2 separate regions of the Homo sapiens genome follow, and region 2 is linked to region 1. The links are chromatin loops, found by intact Hi-C in ENCODE. Cell type or tissue: right lobe of liver. All regions are shown on one strand. Links, peaks and the distances in the headings refer to the core of each region. The heading gives the core; the rest is flanking DNA.

Evidence for each region. Hi-C counts contacts between places; a loop is a spot of excess contacts. Peaks named below come from ENCODE experiments on the same cell type or tissue, not always from the same donor. Only the 100,000 strongest peaks of a DNase experiment are listed, where the experiment ranks them.
Region 2: a loop joins it to region 1, with 2.8 times the contacts of the local background. A loop is called at or near these places in 91 of 110 quality-filtered maps.

The regions. Positions count from the first base shown.
Region 1 is chr10:72,051,939-72,061,524 of GRCh38, reverse strand. SPOCK2 (SPARC (osteonectin), cwcv and kazal like domains proteoglycan 2) reads left to right here. Exons shown (of 11, transcript NM_001244950.2): 11 at 1-2,491. Among named protein-coding and RNA genes, the nearest start is that of SPOCK2, 32 kb to the left of the region's middle. In right lobe of liver, for the core only: no CTCF peak of the experiment used is centred there; a DNase peak (open chromatin) is centred at 5,314.
Region 2 is chr10:71,950,540-71,960,125 of GRCh38, reverse strand. No RefSeq gene overlaps it. Among named protein-coding and RNA genes, the nearest start is that of CHST3, 9.1 kb to the left of the region's middle. RefSeq lists silencers at 3,180-3,399, 3,847-3,956, 4,421-4,636. In right lobe of liver, for the core only: CTCF peaks have their summits at 3,668 and 3,873 (motif pointing left); DNase peaks (open chromatin) are centred at 3,442 and 3,845.

The DNA.
Region 1 (9,586 bases), core at 4,006-6,505:
AGCTGCCGAAAGCTGCAGCCTTTCCGCACTCTGAGACCATGATCTTCCTCCTGCCAGGGGAGAGCCACCCACAGGCCATGTCCAGCCCCACTTCCCTCAGCCCCCAGGGCTTCCTTCTGGCCCCTCTGAGGATTCCCTAGGGCTGCCCCGCAGAGGGGCTTCCCCAAGCTCTGTTTTGAAGCCTGCAATGTGGAAAAGTGAGAAGTCAGAGGGAACAGGACAGGTGCAGCCGGGCTCTGAGGCCACACCTCACACCTCGCTGTTCCCCAACATCCCCTGAGCAGTGTGAGCTCATCTCACCAGATGAGAAGAGGCCCTGTGCATTTCTTTTGTTTGTTTGTTGCTGTTTTCCCCCACCCATCCAGTTCTCCTCAGCAAAGCAAATTCCTTAACACCTTTGGTGGAGAATTTCTTACCCAGACTTGGGGCTGTGATGCCCTTCAGTGCGTGGTGAGTGCAGCGTGTGTGCGTGTGCCTGTGTGTGAACCTGGGGGCCATCCTGGTGGCCTGGGAGCGTGAGGAGAGGCCCCCTGTGTGCTGGGTGAGTGGTGGGTGTGGGGTCAATGCAGTGAGGCTCTCTGGGTGAGGCTCCCAACCTGGCAGTCCCCAGCCTCCCAGCATCTGTGAGCGTCTGTTGGACTTTACAGAAGAGCCTCATCCTGTCTGCCCCTCACTCTGCCCTGGAATCAACATCTTCCGAGTCCTTCTTGGGGGAAATAGCAGAGCCCCACTTAACTCCATAAACTGCTTCCCATTCCGCAGCCCAGTTCTGATTGTTGAGGTGTCGCGTCGTTCCAGGTCCCCCAGTCCCCTCTTTCTCCTGTCCTCTCTCTGTCCTTCACCTCCCCACTCCAGCCCCGGCTCAGTTCAGGGAAATGCTGTTCCACATCAGCCCTCTGCTCTCTGAGGCAGCCGCGCCTCTGACTCGGAGCTACTTGAAACTTCTGCTCTTGCTAGGATTGGAGTCTACCTATCTCTTCCATTTGTCCCAGCTGGAGTTCTGGAACTTTCCTCCTCGGGGTGGGGGTGGGGGTTGTTAAGGATGCTGGGGGGCCTGGGGAAGGAAGGAGTTCAGAGGAAGGGTGTCCCCTGTCCTCTTGATGTCACCCTCCGCTCCTGGGACACGTGCTCTCTCTGTCTCTGGGTCTTCTGGCTGTGCACGTTTGTGTGTCCTTGTAAATATGTTTTAGGAAGAAAGCAAAAGGGACTGAACTAGCCTCTGGTAGGATTGCAGGGGTCCAGCCTTGCCTGTTTCCGAAGCCCCCACACTGCCTTTCGCCCTACTGAGACTGGTCCCCTCAAAAGGTAGACAAAACAGCAGCTCCCTGTGGAGCTGAAGGGCGGCCTCAAAGTGGCTTTTTGTTAGACAAGGTTAAGGTTTCCTCATGAGCAAGGTTGCAGATCGGTCCTTCCTCAGCTCCTTGATTTGTGACCTTGACCAAGGGGCCTGCCACCCAGCCCCTCCAGTGCCCTCTCCTCGATGCCTCGCTCCTTCCTGCCCCCACTCCCCTGGCTTAGGCAGGTAGGGGAATTAGGGCCATGCTGGAAGAAGCTTAACCATGTGTTCAAAGAACGGTTTCTTGCTTGCTTGGTCCTGGAACTCCCCTTGGCTGCCCCAGGCCTCCTTGGCCCATGGGTGCTGGGGGAGGTGGATGTCAGATCTGGTAGGTTGCAGCAGAGAAAATAAATGTGCCTTGAGAGACCACTCAGAGAGGGTCCAAGGGTGATGGAGAAGGAAGCATGGCCTGGGAGCTTGGAAGGGAGGGGTGGTGGGTGGCGGCATCTTGACTGCCCCCTGTTGTCCCACACGTGGGGGGTGGTCACCCCCCTTCACTCCAGCCCGCCTGCCTTCAGCCTTCCATGAGCTTCACCTGCTTCCAACTTCACTTTGGAGGGGGTGGGGTCCGTTGGCATCAACACGGGGACCCTCTGCTTCACCAAAGCCCGAGCCCTCAGCCCCTGGGGAGAACAAATGGCTGAGCTTTGATACCTGGGGTCGTCGAGAGGCTGCGGGCTGGCGGCAGTCCCAGGGGAGAGACACCACAGAAGGAGACCCAGACATCCCGAGGAAGTTCCCAGCAGAGCAAACTGCTTTCCAGCCTGAAGCCTGCTTAAACTGTGTGATGTGCAATAACTGAGCTTAGAGTTAGGAATTGTGTTCAAGTGCTTGGATTTCCGTCTGTAGATTTAACTGCTGAAATTGTATCTCTCAGTAATTTTAGATGTCTTTTAAAAAATTGAAAAACAAAGTGTTAGACTGTGTGCGTGTGCGTTGATGGGCACTCAAGAGTCCCGTGAGTCATCCAGCCCTGCCTTTCCCCTGCGCCCCCATCCTCTCACGTCCCGCCCCGCCTCCACTTGGGGACCCTGCCTCGTGTCGTCTTTATCTGCCTATTACTCAGCCTAAGGAAACAAGTACACTCCACACATGCATAAAGGAAATCAAATGTTATTTTTAAGAAAATGGAAAATAAAAACTTTATAAACACCATCTGCTGGCAATACTCTGATTATTCTTACCCTTGGTATTATTTTTCACGAAAACAGCATTTATGGCTGAGCGTGGTGGCTCACACCTATAATCCCAGCACTTTGGGAGGCTGAGGCAGGACAATCCCTTGAGCCCAGGAGTTTGAGACTGGCCTAGGCAACATAGTGAGACCCCGTATCTATCAAAACAAAAAAATTAGGCTGAGAAGGAGGGGCAGTGGGTGAGGCTAAGGATTGCTTGAGCCTAGGAGGTTGAGGCTGCAGTGAGCTATGGTCGTGCCACTGCATTCCAGCCTGGGCAACAGAGGGAGACTATCTCTTAAAAGATAAAAATACAGTACAGTACAATTCAGTGGCATTTAGTACGTTCGCAGTGTCATACAGCCGTCACCACAATCCAACTCCAGAGCATTTTCATCCAGGGTATGAGCTTTTCAAAGACTTCAACCACCTCTTAGCAAACGGCTTGTGAGAAAGGTAAAACCAGTTGAGACAGCGCCGCTAGTGGAGTATGTATCGGGCCCTTACATGCTTGTTAGCATTATGATTCTAATTTTTAAATTTTTTTTTGAGACAGAGTCTCGCTTTGTCGCCCAGGCTGGAGTGCAGTGGCACGATTTTGGCTCACTGCCACCCCACCTCCCAGGTTCAAGTGATTATCCTGCCTCAGTCTCCCAAGTAGCTGGGACTACAGGCACCCGCCACCATGCCTGACTAATTTTGTATTTTAAGTAGAGACGGGGTTTCACCATGTTGGCCAGGCTGGTCTCGAACTCCTGACCTCTAGTGATCCTCCCGTGCTGGCCTCCCAAAGTGCTGGGATTACAGGCGTGAGCCACCATGCCCGGCCCATGATTCTATTTTTTTATGTATTTTTATTTTTTATTATTTTTTTTGAGACAGTCTTGCTCTGTTGCTCAGGCTGGAATGCAGTGGTGCAGTCTCGGCTCACTGCAACCTCCGTCTCCCCACTTCAAGCGATTCTCCTGCCTCAGCTGCCCAAGTAGCTGGGACTACAGGTGTGTGCCACCATACCCGGCTAATTTCTGTATTTTTAGTAGAGACAGGGTTTCACTCTGTTGGCCAGGCTGATCTGCCCACCTTGGCCTCCCAAAGTCCTGGGATTACAAGCATGAGCCACCACGCCTGGCCAGTGTGGCAGAAGAATACCTAAATGTCTTACTTTTATTTCTGGGATTATCTGAGCTGGGGGACTGTCGTCATTATTCTGTGACTTTTCTTCTCTTGGGCCTTGCCAACCCCTCACTAGACGTGTCTTTTAACAAATTGTTTGCGGTGTGGAGGGGGATGGAATCTGGGCACAGGAGCTCTAATCTCTAGCCCTGGAGCTTGCTAACTGTGGCCTTGGGCCAGGATCTGCTGGATGGATCACCTGTGGTAACCAGCCCCCGTGCTTTCCAAACAGCGAAAGCCCCCGGTGCCAGCCTGCAGCCAGGGCACGCTCTGCCCGTCTGGCTGGAACGACTCCTTAGGAAGGGAGCTTTTCTGCCATTCATTGTGTCTCAATGCCACCAGCAAGCTCAGACTTGGAGGCTCAGGAGCTTTCTGGAAGGTGGCGTGAGGAGCGATGGGGTTTGCCAAGGGGCTGCTCCCAGCATGTAGGATGAAAGGGATGGTGATGAGAACAGCGGTTTCGGATTCGGAGTGGCTAGGAGGAGCCTGCAGCCTGCTGAGGGGGAGGCCTTCTGAATGAGCGTCTTCAACCGTCAGGGAAATGTTGGCTTTTGTACCTGGCGGATTGACATTTGCTCAGGTGACGGGAAGCCAGAGGCCAGCCAGGGCCCCGGCTTCTGGAACAATCCTTCCATTGTCACCATGTCCTGTCAACCTGGGTTCCCAGGGTTCCTTGGCCCAACAGCAAACAGAGCATTGCCGGGGACAGGCCCAGGTGTCAACCTGCAGTACAGACGTGGCTGCGGCCGTTCGGGAAACCATTGCTGGAGCCCAGATGCGTGGGAACCCCCTGCCCACCCCCTCCCTGGGCACAGCACCGTCCTCAACCAGGCCTCCCCATGTGCCCACCGCATCCTGGCACCTTGCTTTCCCTCAGCATTTAGCCTCCTGGGAACAGGGTCTATGTATTGACTTCTCTCCGGTGAATAACTGGGTCCTGGGAACAAATCTGAAAGAAAAAACCCAGACTGCACACAGAGTCCTACAGGCAGCATTTCCCTCCCACCCGCCACCTTTGTGGAGAGCTCAGAGAGGTGAGGGGGTGTATTTGACCAAAAACAAACAAAAACCAGAACTTTTTATATTTTGAGCAAAATAGGTGAGGGAGAGGAGAGGAAAAAACAAACATTTCTATGTTCCCTTCAATGCCCTATGTCCTTTACATTATTATTATTATTATTATTATTATTATTATTATTATTATTCAGAGAAGGTTTCTCACTCTGTTACCTAGGCTGGAGTGCAGTGGTGAGATCATAGCTCACAGTAACCTCAGACTTCTGGGCACAAGTAATCCTCCCACCTCAGCCTCCCTAGTAGCTGGAACTACAGGTGTGTGCTACCATGCCCAGCTAATTGTTAAACTTTTTGTAGAGATGGGGGTCTTGCTATGTTGCCCAGGCTGGTCTCGAACTCCTGGGCTCAGCCTCCCAAAGTGCTGGGATCACAAGCGTGAGCCAGTCCAGGCTGCGTCTGCTGTTGAATCCCCTCAGCAACTCCACGAGGCAGGGATCACCAGCCACTCAGACCCATTTATGGATGAGAAGACTCTGTTTCCCAGGGCTGACCTTGGCTCAGGCAGGGGTGTGTGGTGGAGCCTTGGTGTTGCTCCAGGCCTGGCTCACTGCAAGTTCAGCTGCCCAGGGCTGTAGCCACTCCTGGCATGCCTCCCGCACTGAGATAATGCCCAAGGTGGAAAATCCTGTGTTTTCATCAGTAAGTCATGGTTGAATGTGGATGGGAGCGTGGGTACTGGGGAAGTACAGAAGAAGGTAAGACATGGAGATTCTTCCAGGACCTGCTTCTGAACTTGGGTCAGCACCTCTCCATGGGCCTCAGTTTCCCCATCTGTAAGATGAGGGGATTGGACTCAGTTGTCCAGTGTTGTGAGTCTGTGAAAACGTGCACAGGCAAACAAACAAACAAACAAAAAAACAAAAAACATGCACAGGTACGAGTCCAGAAAATGTCTTGTTAGGTTCGGGATTGTCTTGCTTTCTCTCTCTCTCTCTCTCTCTCTCACATTGCACATTTGGTGTGACTCTGCCACTGTTTCTCTGGAAGGGTGGGCATCCTTGATGCACCCCTGTGGGATGGGTCAGCCTCTAGAGAAAGCTGGGCTGACCCTTGAGGTCAAGCTCCTGCTCCCGCTGCCCATCCTCTTCTGATTCCAGCCATGCCAGTAGAGGGGAGGGTGGATGCCTTCCAAGTCTCCCAGGAATATTTGCTTCCCTGGCGCTGGTGGGGAAGGAGGCCCCTCCCTGCACTATCTCCTCTCAATCTCCTTATTTTAATTTTATTTATTTATTTATTTGTTCTTGAGACAGAGTCTCACTCTGTCGCCCAGGCTGGAGTGCAATGGCGTGATCTCAGCTCACTGCAACCTCCGCCTCCCGGGTTCAAGCGATTCTCCTGCTTCAGCCTCCCAAGTAGCTGGGATTATAGGTGCACACCACAATACCCAGCTAATTTTTTTTTGTATTTTTAGTATAGATGGGGTTTCACTATGTTGTCCAGGCTGGTCTAGAATTCCTGACCTCAAGTGATCCACCCGCCTTGGCCTCCCAAAGTGCTGGGATTACAGGCATGAGCCACCGTGCCTGGCCTCAATCTCCTTTATAGTCTATCTGAGGGGGAAAAAAAGCGAAACTATTTTTTTCTCTTCTACTCTCACTCTGTCAACACACAATACTTCCCCTTTGGTCACCAAAATGTGTGGGGATTTTTCTCTACACACCAAGTTGTTCTCCAGGGGACACCACTTAGCTGTCCCACATTCAATTCAATTCCTACACTGCCTGGAGAGAGTGACACATCGTGCAGGTCAGGGCTCAGTCCCACCAGGCACAGTGGCGAACTGGGAGGCCAAAATGGGAGGATGTCTTGAGGCCAGGAATTTGAGACCAGTCTGGGCAACAGAGTAAGACCCAATCTCTACAAAAAAGCAAAACAATTAGTCAGATGAGGTGGCATGCACCTACAGTCCCAGTTACTTGGGAGGCTGAGGCTGGAGGATTGCTTGAGCCTGGGAGGTCAAGGCTGCAGTGAGCCATAATTATACCACTGCACTCCAGCCTGGGCAAGAGAGTGGGACCCTGTCTAAAAAAAATTAAAATGAATTTAGCAATTTTAAAAAGGGCTCAGTCCCACAAGTCTGCCCCCACCTCAGATGCCCGTCACCAGCCCCAGGTTCTGACCTGTGCTTCTGACCTATGGGCTACAGATCAGGGTTCTCATACTCCCTCCTCAGGTTCAGTTAATTTGCTAGAGCCTTGCAGAACTGAGGGAGACACCTTTACCCATTTATGGTGAAGGATATTTCAGAGGACACAGATGAACAGCCCGATGGAAGAGATGCATAGGGTGAGGTGGGTGGGAAGGGACGTGGAGCCTCCATGCCCTCCATGGGCACCACCCTCCAGGAACCTCCATGTGTTCAGCTGTCAGGAAGCTCTCCAAACCCTGTCTTTTTGGGTTTCTATGGAGGCTTCATTATGTAGGCATGACTGATGAAATCACTGGCCACTGGTGATCGCCTCAACCTTTGGCCCCTCTCCCTTCCCCAGCGGTTGGGGGTAGTTGGTTCCCCTGGCAGCCAGTCCTTATCCTGAGGGTATCCAGGAGCCCCCCAGGAGTCACCTCATTGGAACAAAAGATGCTCCTATCACTCCAGAAATTCCAAGGGATTTCAGAGCTCTGTGTCAGAAGTTCCTATCACTCAGGAAATTACAAAGGTTTTGGGCTCTGGGTCAGGAACTGAGGGCAAAGACCAAATACATATTTCTTCTTATATCACGATATCACAGTCAGTGACACCAACAGAGGCTGCGCTCAGTGGGGCAACCTCTCCTCCTCCGCAGCCCCAGCCTCCTCCCTGACTCTGCCAGGCAGCTAGCTCCAGCCAGGTCCTCCAACACTCCCCTTGTCCTGGAGGGCCAGCCTGGGGCCTGGCAACGCCCAGCTGTTCAACATGAAGTTGCCCCAGGACCCCCAGGATCACCCTGGAGGGGCCCCCATCAGGAGACGCAAGACCCCTGGGCCAGGGCTGAGAGGGCCTGTTCACTTGCTGAGCTGCTGATGGGCAGGTGACGGCCTATCCTGCAGCAGTTAGAGGGCAGCTAGGGAGACGTGGGCTCCTACCTTTCTCTCCCTGCACCCCTTCTCCAGCATTGTTCCCAGCAGGCTTGGGACTCCACTGAACTTGGATCTCTTTGGTTTTGTTCCTTGTCCTCTCCCTCTGCTCACACACTGGGCTCCAAGGAGCCCGTTCAACCCCAGATTCTTGGATTCAGAATCCTGGGATCATCAAATCCCAGAGATGTCAAAGCTCATTTGGTCTGCCCCTTCCTTAGAGCTACACCATCCGGCCTTGACCCTTGGAGATGGGATGTCCACTTGGCTGGGTTTATTGCACCCTTGCTGTATGCAAGGCTCTTTGCTTATCAGGCTTGGAGAAATTGAGTTAGGTGGTGCAAAAGAGGATACAGAGGGAAATAGTGCCCGGCCTGCCTTAGGAAGCCCACAGTCCAATAAAAAAGACACAAGAACACGTGTCTCAGTGTGATTTTTCTCGGGGCAGGAAGGTGCTTTCCCAAGGGTTGCAAACTCTTTGTGAAGGGGTGACGGGGCCTGTGTGACAGTAGGGAGGGCTGGGAATGGTGGTGGTCTGCTGGGTGCACACCGTGTGCAGAGGGTGCTGCAGACCTTGTGCGTGCTATGGCTGGGAGGCAGGAAAGGATTCAAATGAAGACTGGAGAAATAGTTGGGGCTGAACTGTCCAGGCTAAAGTCTGCCTTCTAGTTGGGTACAGATTCATCAATACCTGCTGAATGAGTGCATTCCCCAGCTTAGCCCTGATCACCTGTCACTTGGACAGTTGCAGCAGCTGGCAAACTGGGCTTCTAGCTCCTTCCTTTCTAGCGCTCCTCGTCCACTTTTGTCATAACTACCATGGAGATGGGTGAGGTGGGGTCTTTCCTCTACATAAAACCCTCAATGACTCCCTACTACCCACAGGGTGAAAGTCAAGTTCCTTCACCTTTTGAAAGCCTGGAGAATTGGTCCTCACCCTTGTCATCAGCCTCATTGTCCTCCCTTTTCCCTCTACCCTCTGTGCCTTACAATCTTTTGCTTAGGGCTGCCCCCACTGCCTGAAAATGTTCACCACTCCTTTCTTTACTTTCCTACACATCCTTCAAAACCCAGGCCAAGCCAGGTGCAGTGGTGCATGTCTGTAGTCTCAGCTACTTGGGAGGCTGAGGCAGGAGGATCACTTGAGCCCAGGAGTTCAAGACCAGCCTAGGCAACATAGGGAACCCTTTCTCTTAAAAAAAAAATAAAACTGGCCTGGTGTGGTGGCTCATGCCTGTAATCCCAACACTTTGGGAGGCTGAGGCAGGTGGATCGCTTGATTCAATACCAGCCTGGGCAACATGGCGAAACCCCATCTCTACTAAAAATACAAGAACATTAGCCTGGCATGGTGGCAGGTGCCTGTAATCCCAGCTACTCAGGAGGCTGAGGCAGGAGAATCGCTTGGACCCAGGAGGCAGAGGCTGCAGTGGACTGAGATAGCGCCACTGCACTCCAGCTTGGGTGACAGAGTAAGATTCCGTCTCAAAAAAAAAAAAAAAAATTAACCCAGCTCAAATGTCATGACTTCCCTGACCTCCGCAGGCAGAGAGAACTAGGCTGCCTCTGCTCCTTGATGGCCTTGCACAGGCCTCTACCCTGCCCTGGGCTAGATATACGATATATCTATAAGGATATAGAACTGGGTTGCATCTTCTTGACTCCCTGAAGCGCTTCCTGCCAAGTTCTTTGGCATGTCTTGTCACATCTGTATCCTTGAGGCCTGGGCCTCGTGGGTAACCAGGACATACATTGAAATGAATGCATGAAT
Region 2 (9,586 bases), core at 2,799-5,298, 100 kb after region 1:
GCTGGCTTAATACCTTTTCTGACATAAGTTTGACAAATAGTAATACTTTCCAATGGTATTTGTCTGCTGGTTCTTTGTTATTTATAGCGGGAACAGTAAAAGCAAATTTTTCCTAATCTTGGGTAGCTAAAGGAATGGTAAAGAAGCAATCTTTTAAATTTATCACTATTAGAGGCCAGGATTTAGGAATCATAGTTGGGGAGGGCAGCTCTGGTTGCAGTGCACCCATGGGTAGAATGACAGCATTAACGGCCCTCAAATCTGTTAACATTCTCCATTTCTGGGATTTTTTCTTAATAACAAACACAGGAGAATTCCAAGGAGAGAGAGTAGGCTCTGTGTGTCCCTTTTGTAATTGTTTCTGTACCAATTATTTTAAAGCCTCCAGTTTTTCCTGTTTCAGTGGCCATTGCTCCACCCAAACTGGTTTAGCAGTTAACCAAACAAGAGGAATGGGAGCCGGAGGCTCAGCAATGGCCGTTCCTAAAAATGATACCCTAATCCAGTTTGATCTGTTTGTCCTTTTAGTTCTAAATGTTCTGGTTGGCCATTTTCATTTTTTCCTAGTCCCTTCCCTGGGAGATATCCCATTTTTCTCATCATTTGTTTACCGTTAATACTATACTGATCAATAGGAATAGGTATTTCAGCACCCCATTGTTGTAATAAGTCTCTACCCCATAGATCGACAGGAATAGGTGTAATAGGTTGAATTGTCCCTTCTTGGCCATCTGGCCCTTGGCATGGCAAAATTAAAGAACTTTGAAAAACTTCTGAGGCAGCCCCTACTCCAACAATACCAATGGATGCCTTTTGCTTAGGCCAATGCTGGGGCCATTGATTCAAACCAATATAGAAACATCAGCTCCAGTTATCTACTAGCCCTTCAAAGTTCTTTCCTTGAATGGTTACTGTACAAATAGGTCTCTTATCAGACACTTGATTAACCCAATATACAGCTTTTCCTGCTGGATTCATACTACCAAAGCCTCCCATTCTTTTTACTATGCTGCGTCCCAGTTTTGCATAAGGTAACAGTAACAACTGAGCGATTCTTTCTCCTGAGGAAGCAGACCATGGAATTGAGGAACTAGCAACTAATTGAATCTCTCTGGTATAATCAGAATCAATTATTCCTACATGCATAGTGACACCTCTAAAATTTAAACTAGACCTTCCTAGCAATAGACCAACTGTTCTGAGGGTAAAGGGCCCCTGACTCCCATGGGGACCTTCTTTGGTGGCTCCCCAGGAAGTAGGGAAATGGGAACTGTGCTGCAAAGATCTACAGCAACACTGCCTGCTGTGGCAGGGGACAACTGTTGTACATTTGTAAGGGCACTGAATGTGCCAGATATACCTTGGTTTGTTGAGGGGCCCGAGGTGGGCCCCTCTTCCCGTTTCCCAAAAAAAGGTTGCCCATCTTTGCTAAATTTAGAATGACACCGATTTGCCCAGTGATTGCCCTTCTTACATCAGGGGCATACGCCAGGACTTTTCTGTTGATTGATGGTAATAGTTTTTGCCTTTTGATTTTCTTTTCTACATTCCTTTTTTGTGTGTCCAAATTGCCCACAATTAAAACAAGAGCCTGAGAAACGGGGCATATTTTTTCCCACCTTTAGTCCAGCCATAGCTTGGGCTAAAAGAGTAGCCTTATTTAAGTTACCTCCAATGCCATCAGAAGCCTTAATATATTCAGCCAAATGAGCCTTCCCTCTCATAGGTCTAATAGCATTTTGACACTCTGTATTGGCATTATCATATGCAAGGAGTTGTATTACCACATCTTGAGCTATTTCATCAGTTATGGCTTTACGCACAGCCTCTTGGAGCCGAGCAATAAAGTCAGTATATGATTCTTTAGGTCCTTGTCAGACAGAACTGAAAGAAGGATATTTTTTCCCCATAACATTTATTTTTTTTCCATGCCCATAAACACACAGTGTGTAACTGAACAATGGCAACGTTTTTCATTACTGCTTGATTGTCTAGTCGGCCCCAATTAGGGCCCAACCCCATTAACTGTTCAAAGGAAACAGGCACAGGCGGCTGTGCTTGTGTGTTTTCTCTTGCTTGAGTTTGAGCTTCATCGGCCCACCAAGTTTTAAACTGCATGTACTGGGACGGAGTGAGAACAGGTTTTGTTAAAGTATCCCAGTCATATGGTATTAATCTATTATCAAGAGCCACATTTTTTAGTAAAGTTTGTACAAAAGGAGAATTTGGCCCATATTGACTAATGGCTTCCGCTTGAATTCCTTTAACAACTTAAAAGGAAAAGTGGCCCAATTAGCTATATTCTGCCCTCCTTGCTGGGTTATAGTAACTGGAAATTGCCATACTTCAAGGTCTCCCTCGGCTCTAGCCTTTTGAATAGAATTTTGTATAGCGCCACCAATAGCTCCAGGTTTTAATGTTGCAACTACAGGAGCAGTTTTTTAGTTTTTTAGCTAGTTCATGTTCTTGTCCATTAAGGGGAGAGGGAGGAGGTGGCCATTCACTTAATTCAGCAGGTGGAACCGACAGGCTAGTGAAATGTACCTTTTTCAGTTTCCCTCTCTTTTATTTAATTTCCTCTGGTTCCTGTTCCTCACATTCAGAATCTGAAGTTAATTTTTTACACTTGTCTGCCTCTTCCTCATCTGAATCTGTCTTGTCATTGTTTGAAATGGCTCAAGAGCTGCCTTTATCAATGCTCACACTGACCAAACAGAAACTGGAATTTTGGCTCCTTCTTTATGCACCTTTTTAAAATCTCTGCCAATTCTTTCCCATTCATCCAACCCCATTGTCCCTTGTTCTGGGAACCATGGGCAAACTGCTCTACTGTACTAAAGAGTGTTAATAAATTCTGAGTACTAACTTTCACTCCCCCTTTCCATAATAAATGCCTTAAGAAATTTAAATAACTAAGGCCGGGAGTGGTGGCTCACGCCTGTAATCCCAGCACTTTGGGAGGCCAAGGCAGGCATATCACAAGGTCAGGAGATCGAGACATTCCTGGCTAACACGGTGAAACCCTGTCTCTATTAAAAATACAAAAAATTAGCTGGGCATGGTGGCACATGCCTGTAGTCCCAGCTACTCGGGAGGCTGAGGTGGGAGAATGGCGTGAACTCGGGAGGCAGAGATTGCACTGAGCCGAGATCGTGCCACAGTACTGCAGCCTGGGTGACAGAGCAAGGCTCTGTCTCAAAAAATGTAGGGATCAGCCCTACAGGGCCTGTAGGTTTTTCTCCTTGTGTGCGGAGACGAGAGATCATAGAAATAAAGACACAAGACAAAGAGATAGAAGAAAAGACAGCTGGGCCCGGGTGACCACTACCACCAAAATGTGGAGACCGGTAGTGGCCCCGAATGCCTGGCTGTGCTGTTATTTATTGTATACAAGGCAAGGGGGCAGGGTAAGGAATGTGAGTCATTTCCAATGATAGGTAAGGTCATGTGAGTCACATGTCCACCAGACAGGGAGCCCTTCCCTGTTTGGCAGCTGAGGCAGAGAGAGAGAGAGGGGACAGCTTATGCCATTATTTCTTCTATGAATTTCTTGGAGAGATCAAAGACTTTAATATTCTCACTAATTCTGCTACTGCTATCTAGAAGGCAGAGCCAGGTGTACAGGGCTGAACATGAAAGTGGACAAGGAGCGTGACCGCTGAAGCACAGCATCACAGGGAGACGTTTAGGCCTCTGGATGGCTGTGGGTGGGCTTAACTGATGTCAGGCCTTTCACAAGAGGTGGTGGAGCAGAGTCTTCTCTAACTCCCCCAGGGAAGGGGAGACTCCCTTTCCCCGTCTGCTAAGTAACGGGTGCCTTCCCAGGCACTGGTACTACCGCTAGACCAAGGAGCCCTCTAGTGGCCCTGTCTGGGCGTGACAGAGGGCTCGCATTCTTGTCTTCTGGTCACTTCTCACCATGTCCCTTCAGCTCCTATCTCTGTATGGCCTGGTTTTTCCTAGGTTATAATTGTAAAACAGAGATTATTATAATATTGGAATAAAGAGTAATGCTACAAACTAATGATTGATAATATTCATATATAATCGTGTCTATATTCTACGTCTAATATAACTATTCTTATTTTAAGTATTTTCTTTATTATACTGTAACAAGCTTGTGCCTTCAGTCTCTTGCCTTGGCGCCTGGGTGGCTTGCCACCCACACACAAAAAAAAGAAATGTAAATAAGCAGAATGTTTACTTTCATTCTGTCCCATTGTTACCCTGGTTCTTACGAGTGCCCAGCTTACCTGCCGAGCTTCTTTCAGTCATCCTCGGGTGTCCTCTGACAATGTGTCCTCTGCTTCCACATGCTCTAGTGTTCCTTCACCAGGGTCTTCATAGCCCCATGTTGGGCGCCAGAAATGTTAGGGTGATCAGACCCAACACTAGGCCATGGGGGCTACGAAGTCTGGCAGAGTCAAATGAATGAGAAAAGACAAGTTAAGAGTGCATAAGGTGGGTCCAGGGGGCCAATGCTGGTATGGAGGCTGTGAAGCACCCGAGCTCTGGGAACCCACACTATTTATTGGTGATCAAACAAAGAAGCAGGTGGTGAGGACATGCGGATATGGGGGTAGAAAGGTAGCGGTGCATCAAGCGTAGCTGTGACACTTTAGCATTTTCTTTGACACATATGAATATGCTCTGCTGCTTGAGATAATGGAGAACATGTTTATGAGCCTGGGAGAGCAACCAACAAGTCTGTGCACATTCCAGAGGCTACGAGGGGTTGTATGCCCTGAGCCCTGGATTCCATCCAAGTCATGAGGAGTTTTATGCCCTGGGCTTAAATTTGTGGTGCGGCAGGGCAGCCTTCCACCCTTTGGCACAGAGCTTGGTGTTCCAAAGGCCACAAGGGGTTTTAGACCCGGACCCCGGACATCTTCCAATACTCTTTTATATTATGACAGACAAGCCAGTCCTGCCTCAGCAACTCTACCAACATCAAGTCTTAGTTGTGGGGGTTGATGGACTCATCTGACGTCCATGCACCAGCAGACCTCCTACTTGTTCCCTGTTTGATACCGTTTTCTCACACTCTTTCCTTATCATGCCTCGTTGCCCCACCCCCATTCTAGGCCAAGACCTTTTAGCCAAATTCAAAGCTTCTATCACCTTTTCCTGCTCCCCTCAAGCAGAGTCCCTCCTGCTCCTCTCCACTAGTCCAGCCTCTGATCCCTCTCCCCAGTACCACTTCCCGCCTCTCTCTTTAACCCAGTAGTGTGGGACACCACCATCCCTTCCATAGCTGCTCACCATGACCCCATCAAAATCCAGTTAAAAGACCCCTCCAAATTTCTCAATGTTCGCCAATACCCAATCTGCCTAACTCACCAAAAAGGCCTACAACCCATCATAAACAAGCTCTGCTTATGCACTCTTCTTAGACCGACACACTCTCCATATAACACCCCCATCCTCCCTGTTAAAAAATATGATGGCTCTGGGCCAGGCGCAGTGGCTCACGCCTGTAATCCCAGCACTTTGGGAGGCCAAGGCAGGTGGATTGCCTGAGGACAGGAGTTCGAGACCAGTCTGGCCAACATGGTGAAACCCCGTCTCTACTAAAAATAGAAAAAAATTAGCCAGGCATGGTGGCATGCACCTGTAATCCCAGCTACTCAGGAGGCTGAGGCAGGAGAATTGCTTTAACCGGGGAGGTGGAGGTTGCAGTGAGCCAAGATCACATCACTGCACTCCAGCCTGGGTGACAGAGCAAGACTTTGTCTCAAAAGAAAAAAAAAATCTGATGGCTCATACCAACTCGTTCAGGACCTCTGAGCCATCAATCAGGCTGTCCTCCCTATCCATCCCATAGTCCCTAGCCCCTATACACTTCTCTCTCTTGTCCCCACCAACACCACCCACTACACCACAATTGACCTGAAGGATGCCTTCTTTACCATTCCCCTACACCCTGATGCCCCAAACCTATTTGATTTCACCTGGACTGACCCTGACACCCTCCAGTTACAACAACTCACATGGACTGTCCTTCCTCAGGGCTTCAGGGATAGCCCTCATTTCTTCCGACAAGCTCTAGTCTGAGGCCTCACCTCCTTAAACCTGTCTCCCAGTCTTCTTGTTTAATACGTGGAAGACCTTCTTCTTTGCAGCCTCTCTCTAAGAGACTCTCAAATTCACACGGCCACTCTCTTAAACTTTCTCACTATCAAAAGGTATAGGGTCTCCCCCTCCAAGGCCCAACTAACTCTCCACCTCCATGGTGACCTACTTAGGAATTCAACTTTCCCCTGGGGCCTGGGTTATGACTCCAGCTGGGGCAGCATTAATAGATAATCTACCCCCATCCTCCTCCAAAAGCGAAATCCTTTCCTTCCTAGGGCTAGCAGGCTTCTTCAGAATATGGATTTCCAACTTTGTCCTCCTAGTTGATGTCCTCTATGAAGTGGCCAAAGGCCCTCTCAATGAACCCCTAAACCCCACACATAACATACACCCCAGCTTTCGCAAACTCCAAACTGCTCTTGTCACTGCATCAGCTCTGTCCTTACCTGATATCTCCCAACCTTTCACTCTCTATACTGCCGAAAGCCAAGGAATAGCCCTCGGTGTCTTAGCACAACAGAAAGGAAATCCTTCCTTTGCCCCTGTAGCTTACCTCTCTAAACAACTAGATAACACAGTCAAAGGGTGGCCAACCTGCCTTAAAGCACTAGCAGCAGTTACCGTTTTAGCTCTAGAAAGCAGGAAACTAACTTTCAGCCAGAATACCACCATCCACAGTCCTCATAATCTACAAGATCGCCTCTCCTCCCGAGCACTAAGCTCCCTTCCTCCTTCCTGGATTCAATTACTCCATGCCCTCTTTATCGAAAATCCCGAATCCAGTCTTGCCAAAAGTGCTCCCCTGAACCCAGCATCCTTACTCCCTGTATTCTCTTCCCCTCCTACTCATTCTTGCACTGACATTCTGGACCATGTACAGCTACATTTCCCAAACATTTCCTCCGAGTCTCTCACCAGCCTTGATGAACAACTATTCATAGATGGCTCCTCTTCTGGGCCCACCAGCTCCCCCAAAATTGCTGGATATACATTTGTTTCCCTTGACAAGTAATTGAAGCCAAGCCCCTACCCCCAGGAACCTCCTCCCAAAAGGCAGAACTCATAGCTCTCACCAGGGCTCTAACCCTTTCCAAAGGCAAATGAGTCAACATTTATACAGACTCCAAATATGCCTATCACATTCGTCATTCCCACACCTCCATCTGGCAAGAGAGAGGATTCCTTACTGCCAAAGGAACCCCCATCACTAACAGCCCCCTTATTTACCAACTCCTTCAGGTTGCACACCTCCCAGCGAAAGCAGGAGTTATACACTGTCGAGGACATCAAACAGGATCAGATGAAATCTCAAGAGGGAACAGAAAGGCCAATGAGGCAGCAAAAGAATCCTCCCTTTCTTCTGCCCCTCCCCCTCTCCTCCTCATTATCTCAGCAATCCAACCCAAGTACTCTCTCACTGAGAAAGCTTCGCTACTACAGCAAGGAGCCTCCTTTCAAGGGACTGGATAGTCAAAAATCAAAAGCTCATCCTCCCCCAAGAGCAAACCAAAGAAATTCTGACATCTCTTCACCAATCCTTCCATATTGGTGAGCACCCCTGTACCTACTCCATCGCCCTTATTTCTCCTCTCCCCTTCTATTCACGTCACTAAAAGACATAACCTTAAACTGTCATATATGCTGTGTTACTTCCTCCCAAGGGGCCCTCCGCTCTCCCCCTATTCCTACACATCAGCTCAGAGGAACACTCCCAGGGCAGGACTGGCAAGTAGACTTCACCCACATGCCTCCCGTCAAGAGGACAAAATTTCTTCTTACTCTTATAGATACCTTCTCTGGGTGGGTAGAAGCATTTCCTACCTTTCCAGAAAAGGCCGCAGATGTCCCCCAAATTCTTATAACAGAAATCATCCCTAGATTTGGTCTCCCTCACTCCATACAATCAGACAGTAGCCCTAGCTTCATCTCCCAAATCACCCAACAGGTTTCTCAGTCCCTCAGCATCCAGTGGTGACTTCATATCCCATACTGGCCCCAGTCATCTGGAAAAGTCAAGAGGGCAAATGGGATCCTTAAAGCTTAGTTGACCAAACTCATTCTTGAAGTCCAAAACCCATGGACCTCCCTTTTGCCCATAGCACTGGCCTGCATCAGAGCCAGTCCAAAAGCACCCTTGTTCCTCAGTCCATTTGAGTTAATGTATGGACAGCCTTTCCTCTTACAAAACAGGCCCCCTTCTAACTCTCAGCTAGGAGAATACCTCCCAACACTCTCCCTCATCCACCATCTCCTCCACCAACAAGCTGACCAGGCCCTCCCAAAACCCCACGAAGGCCCCCCAACCGGAATCTCCTTCCAGGACAGCATGTCTTGCTAAAAACTCTTAACCCAACAACCCTTAAACCAAAGTGGGAAGGCCCTTTTCAAGTTCTTCTCATACCCCCACTGCAGCTAAACTCTCAGGACATATCTCTTGGTACCATCTTTCCAGATTAAAAAGAGCCCCCGAAGCACCCACCGACCCACCAACTGCCATCCTCTGTCGATTCTCCAGTACTCTCCTTGGCCCAACCAAACCCCGCCTCACACCTGTCCTGAAGAAGACCATTGAACAATACCCAGACTCCTCCTTCCCTTCCTGACAATCATAAGTACACTCCTGATTTCTTAAATGCCCTGTTCTTGCCTACCTTGCTGTTTCACCCTCTTCCTCATCTCCGTTTGCCAAGACATCTCTTGGTTTCATCCCCAAACTCCCAATCTTGACTCTCTTGTAGAGTGGATAGATGACGTTCTCTTCCAAGGCACCCTATGTGACTTTTCCTCAGATGAAATGCACTTATTTACTTTCCTACTCACTCTTTGCCTGTCTACCTCTCCTACTCCCTTGGCTGCCCCACGTAGCCACATCTCCCCTTACAATAGTACCCGACTACCTCTATAAGACCCTTAACCTAACTCACTCCCTGCTAAACCAGTCCAACCCCATCCTAGCAAAAGACTGTGGGCTCTGCCCACAGTCCTATCAACTACCACCTATGTTGCCACCCCCGTTCACTCAAAAAACTGGGTTCTTAATTAACCTATCACACCCGTTATGAAGGAAAAAGCCCCTTTCAACTTTTAGACATGCAGCTATTGGCCGAGTTTTCTATCACAGATATGACAAAAAGCACTCTGACAGGGAACACAGTACAATTGTTACGCTCCTGTATCTCCAGTCTTACCCAACAGACAAGTAATAACAAGCCCATTCATGGCCCTGTGACCACCGACACCAGTCTAACTTTTCAAGCCCTAATATGTATCCAACACAACCTGTCCTCAGGTCTGACTTTAGGTCACCTACCATCCCATCAATGTAACTATACCTTACAGCTTCAAGTCCCAAACGACCACCAAAATTTTAAGGTCACCCAAACAGCCGAATTTAAACGGCTTGTCAGTTTTTCAGGACCCCCAAAGGTCATTACCAGCTCTTTACTAAATAAACATTCAGGATTTTGTAATGGCAGATATACGAACTGTATAACCATTCACCCATGGACCC